Regions from separate parts of the Mus musculus genome. Here region 1 is linked to region 2. A link is a contact called in ENCODE POLR2A ChIA-PET data. All regions are on one chromosome and are shown on one strand. Each heading gives the region's core, a stretch centred on a gene start or an enhancer-like site at or near the end of the contact. The rest is flanking DNA. Distances are from core to core; before and after follow the strand shown. Region 1 holds the start of Slc9a3r1 (solute carrier family 9 (sodium/hydrogen exchanger), member 3 regulator 1). Region 2 has its middle 15 kb from the start of Gpr142.

Region 1 (2,700 bases), core at 118-2,617, 340 kb before region 2:
CTCCTCTTCTAAGGTCCTCCCACCAGGCTCCCAGATACCAGCTAGCGAGCGCTTACTCCTCACATTCCAGAGGACCATAAATCCTCCGGGGTGGCAGAGCCACCACCCCCAAGACGCTTCTGCACCTCCTCCCGGCACCCCACCCCCACCCCTAGCTCCGAGACGTTGAGACTTCCTCTCTTTCTTAGAAGTCACTTTAGTCTTGAGAAGGATGAAGTCCAACCGGTGTGAGTTAATGATGCACAAACTAGAGGACCCAGGATGTGGGTAGGGCTGAAGGGGTCCTCCCAGGGACCCTTAGTTATTCAGCCTTTAAGCCACTTTGAGCTACCATCCACAGGGACTGAAGAGAAGAGAGTAGAAAGAGGGAGGGAGGGAGGGAGATGCGGGGGGTGGTGGGGAGAGCTCTTAGCTTAGCTGTAGGCAAGGATAACCCAGGAATGAGTCCGGGTTGTGGGGCGGAATCCAAGGAATGGGAGCAGAGAAGGGGACTGGGTTTCTTTGCGCCGTCTTCGCAAAGTTCAAGCAGTCAGGAGATGCAGGCGGCAAAGGAGCTCCGCTCCCCAGCCAGCCCGGACAGGGCGGTGGGGTCGCTGGTCGCACTCCGAAGCTCGCCTTAGAAACTGCGAAGGCTCCGGGACAGAGGGCAGAAGCCGTTTCCTCCTCGCTGCTCGAGTTTCAGAAAGTGCTTGGAAGTCCGGGGTGCCCGAGTCTCTCTAGAATCCTAGTCCTACACCAAGCCCAACCCGCACTTACCAAGTGGCTCTTTTCGGCCTCATTCTGGTCCCCAGCCTCATGAGTGTCGGCGGCCGCTGGAGGCTCGGCTTGTTCGGACTTCTCCTGGGGGCGCAGCAGCTCTTCCCGGATCGAGACGCCCAGCTTCTTGAGACGCTCGTCGGTCTCCGGGTCGACCACCAGCAGGCGCACGGCGTTCAGCGCTGCGCGGATGCGGCTCACCACCTGCTGATGCGTCTCCTTCTCCACATTCTCACCGTTCACCTCCACCAATCGGTCTCCAGCCAACAACCCCGACTTCTCGGCCGGCGAGCCAGGTTCTACCAGACGGATAAACTGGCCCACCTTGCCCTTCTCCCCGTGCAGGTGGAAGCCGTAGCCATTTGGACCCTTCTCCAGGCAGCAGAGCCGGGGCAGAGGCTCCCCGGCCGCTGCGTCCGCGCTCATCTTGTTCTGCGAAGGCTCAGCGCGGGTGCCGTCGGAGGCCGGGGACTCACGACCTTTCTCCCCGAGCCGCAGAGCTCGAGTTGGGAGCTGAGCACCGCACGGGGCACAGGGAACAGGTGTCCCGGGAACCGCGGTTGCGAACGCACAGGAAGGGAGCCGGCCAATCCCCGCCCTGCGCGGCGTCTGAGCGTTCCAGAACCCGCCCCAGCTCCTAAACCCGAGGGCGGGGCCGCGCGGTGGGTGTGGATCACAGTAGACCAATCAGAAATCACGAACCGGGCTCTTGCGCCAGGGTGAACAAATCTAACCAATCAGGAGAGTGGGGCGTGGCCTGCACTCGGCGCGGCACCCCGCAGCGGGAGAAGAAAAGAGAGCCCAGGAAGTGGAAGTGTTTGTTACCAAGTGCGGAGTTGGGCTGATCGGGCGGGGCCGAGGCCGGGGCTGGGGCGGGGTTCCAGGTACTGAGCCCAGAGGCCCCACGGGCTCCGCTCTGGTTTCCACGTTGTGGAGGGGGATTTAGAAGAGCTAGTCTCTGGGTAAAGGATTCTCAACGCTTTAACCGCCTTGAGCCAAAGCCTGTTGCATAGCTTGGCCCGAGAGAGGGGAGCGACAGTTGCTGGGGAAACCACCCCATGCTCCCCCACACTCACTCCTCCCCCTCCCCAGAGCCAACTTAAGAACCGGACGGATGTCTTCTGTAACACAGTAACACTGTAACAGGGTAACTGTAACAGAATAACTCCGGAGTAGAGTTGTTTAAATAACAAAGTTTCTTCTTGTGGAGCCGCCCCTCTATCCCTGGACATGCATATAGACAGAGGTTTGGGCTCTGATCCCTTCTAGAAACTTGTAGGGCTTGGTAGAGACTGAGGCTCCTTGCAGCCCACCTGGAAGACAGGCTGTCTGAGAACAGATAAATGAATAATAAATAAAGGGCTTAGTTTTGGCAGTAGCCTTTAGCCACGGAGAGAGGGCGGGTGAGACAGCTAGGTAGTCAATCTCAGGATTCACTTCAGAGGGAATGGAAGACTGGCTTTGTTCAACAGAAAAATGACTTGGATTGTGAGATAAGCATTCCAGCTCCCTCTTGCCAGCGCAGATGTGGCCACAGAGGCTGGGGGTGGGGGAGGGTAGTCAGTTAAGGGTAAGTTGAACCTATGAGGACGCCAATGGGTGAAGATGGAATGATTCGGACATTGGGTAACAGTTTCCCACAACGTGCCACGTAACAAACTCTCTAACACGATCCTCCTTCTGGGAATAAACAGAGGGGGAAAAACCGGTCAGAGTATATTTTCCAAAATACTGCAATTTAATTCTGGAAAAACAGAAATGCCAGAGGCCCAGAGCTATGTATGTGACTAGAGCTCCAGCAATCAGCTCAGAGCCCCAGAAGAGAACCCGGAGCCCAGGCTCCTCCCTGATCTTCCTATGAGAGGTCACAGAGAGTTTCCTTATCAACCCAAGTTTAGAGTGCTGACTTTGCTCTGGGAGCAAGATTTCTGCCTTGAAAGCAAA
Region 2 (2,700 bases), core at 177-2,676:
CAGTCTGACACCAAGCAACTGGTTTGCCAGTCAAGTGTGCTGTTACAGCATTTGGTCATCCTGTCTCCACTAAGCCTTCTGGCTTCTAGACAAACATCCACCCGGTCTTCCTGCAACTCTACCCTCTGGGTACCCTTAAACCTCTGCATTGTCGCTCCTGCCTCTGCCTGCCTGGTCACATGGCATTCCCCACCCCCCATTTTAGCCCCTGGTGGGCTTTCTGCAGAAAAGGAGAGAAAGGGAGGCCCCCGTGATATCTGTAAGGTGAGCCAGGAGAGAGGGGGAAGCTTTCACCTCCCTGCTTTGAGCTCCACACAGGTCCCTTTCCCAACTAAGCACGTAGGAACCAGGATGCTGTTTCATTTCTGTTGCTGTGATAAAATACCCTGAACAAAGCAACTTAGAGAAAAGAGGTCCTGACCCCTACAACCCCCACCCCTACTCCAGGCTCACACTTCCAGATTACAGCCCATCACTGAAGGGAAGTCACAATGGCTGGAGACAATTAGTCACATTGTATCCATCAGTCACATTGTATCCATTGGCAAGCAGCAGGATGTAAAGACTGCTGGAGTTTAGCTCCCTCTCCCCCCTCCCTTTTCTTTTTCTTTTTCCTATTTGTTTTTTCAAGACCAGGGTTTCTCTGTGTAGCTCTGACTGTCCTGGAACTCGATCTCAGGATAAAACGCAGAGGTCCCCCTGCCTCTGCCTCCTGAGTGAGTGCTGGATTAAAGGCGTGCGCCACTATGCCTGGTTTCCCTTTTCACTGCATCCAGGATCCAGGCTATGAAACCATGTAACCCACGTTTCAGGGCAGCTCCCACCTCCTTTAACCTAACGGAGACAATCCCTCAGATTCACCCACAGGCCAACCTAATACAGATAATCCCTCAGTGGGACTCCCTTCCCAGGTGAGTCCAGAATTCTAGTAAGTTGGCATTAACCAACACACACACACACACACACACACACACACACACACACTGAGAATAGCTGATCTAGACAGAGACTACTTACAACAGCCTTACAGGGAACTTTGGATTCCTAAGGCTGTATACAAACTCCCTGCTCACCCCAATCCCTGCCCCCACCCGTGTGATAGTCAGCAAGGCTGTGTGTGATAGGATGTGTGGGTACTACCCTTGCCTGGAATCACTCGGGTGATGAGCTGCATCCTGTATAAAGGAGGCTGGCTGAGTGTCCTCAGGCTCTGGGATTGGAGAAGCAGTCCTCAGATCGCCACCGCAGTCCTTCTGCATAGCTTGGGGAAGTATGCAGCCAGGGGCAAGCCGAACCAAGCTGAACCAAGCTTCGGAACACAAGGGCCTGAACCTGTTCCCTTTTCCCTTTGTAGGAGTTGTCCTTCCCGCTGAGGTCATACTTAGGGGAACTAACGGAGGAGGGAGGTTGAAGTAGTGGGAATCTTACAGGCCACTCACACTGCAGCCACACAGGAAGTGGTTTCTGGTTTGTGTTCACAGAACCAAGGCACCGCCTGTGTGCACCTGACCAGGGGAGCCCAGGGGAGCCAGCCTTAATCCTGGCTTTTCTTGGCCTCTAAAGAATCCAGATGACAAAAGGTTGGGTTAGATTTCTTGGGTCAGTGCCTACTTCTGCTTCCCAGATGCAGAAACTGGGCCTTGAGGAGGGGTGGTGGCCTAGGACAAGCCAGGTCACCTAGCCCCGAGGTCACCTAATGGCCAGGCACTACCGCTTTCCCATGGCTGATGCCTACTAGGTAAGTCTCCTTTACCCTTGTAACCACAGATGAAAGGAAGTCGCAGGAGTCATATGGGCCAAGGGATAGAGACTGTGGGAGTGTCATGGAGTTCTGTCCACCCATATATGAGGCTGAGTTCCTCATGAGTGGAGTTATGAATATCTGAGCCTGGTCCCTGTTAGCTCTCATAGACTAGTCTCCATCTGCCATCTTTACCAGGCCAGTAAGAAAAGCCATAGCAGAGAAAGTTGATTTATTCAATGTGGCTACAGTGGGGAGATTAACAAGGGGGATTGTGCTATCTCCCCCCACTCAATGCCCCTTCTTAGAATTGGGAACAAAACATCCATGGAAGGAGTTACAGAGACAAAGTTTGGAGCTAGGAGGAAAGGAGGGTGTCTTCTGCCAGAACCCGGGTCAGTGTCTAGCAGGATGCGTCCTCCTGTACTGTCTGAGTCAGTCTAGTGGACAGGCCTATAGCAGTTACTTGCTCTCCCTCTCCCAGAGGCCAGGCCCCTTGCCACTGAAGGGATTTATACTCTTCAGTCTCACTGTGGTCCAGGAAGCCACAGGGTGAGTGAGCAGAAAGGATAGCTGTTTTAATCCCAGGGCCCTCATTCTGTTTGCATCTCTGTGAGGTTCTCTCATAGGGATCCTGAAAGTCAGCTGTTGAGTCTCCTGGCCAAGCCCTGAAGCAGAAGCTGAGGGCAAGGCACAAAAGGACTCACTTTCCAAAGCCTGGAGATTGGTTTAAAAGGATTGACAAACTCAAAACCCTGGGGGTGGGGCTCTACCCCCAACAACGTGTGTGTGCATGCATGTGCAAGTGTGCATGTGTGTGCCTGTGTGCATGCATGTGCAAATGTACCTGTGTGTGCCTGGGTGCATGCATGTGCAAGTGTGCATGTGTGTGCCTGTGGACATGTGTGTATGTGCAAGTGTGTATGTGTGTGCCTGTGTGCATGCATGTATGTGCGAGT

Evidence for each region. ChIA-PET counts read pairs that join two places held with the same protein, here RNA polymerase II (POLR2A).
Region 1: POLR2A ChIA-PET joins it to region 2 with 12 read pairs in Patski. The contact joins the promoter of Slc9a3r1 here to the enhancer-like site in region 2. POLR2A ChIA-PET finds 5 or more read pairs at or near these places in 2 of 5 experiments (Patski and embryonic stem cell).

What each region holds. Positions count from the first base shown.
Region 1 is chr11:115,162,008-115,164,707 of GRCm38, reverse strand. Slc9a3r1 (solute carrier family 9 (sodium/hydrogen exchanger), member 3 regulator 1) reads right to left here and starts at 1,367. Exons shown (of 6, transcript NM_012030.2): 1 at 757-1,367. The coding sequence starts at 1,182. It overlaps Rab37 (RAB37, member RAS oncogene family), which reads right to left. Exons shown (of 9, transcript NM_021411.4): 9 at 2,468-2,700.
Region 2 is chr11:114,817,082-114,819,781 of GRCm38, reverse strand. No RefSeq gene overlaps it. Among named protein-coding and RNA genes, the nearest start is that of Gpr142, 15 kb to the right of the region's middle. Within about 2 kb of position 1,426, at least 1 of the 3 ENCODE cell types and tissues checked has a DNase peak (open chromatin) inside an H3K27ac peak, as active enhancers do.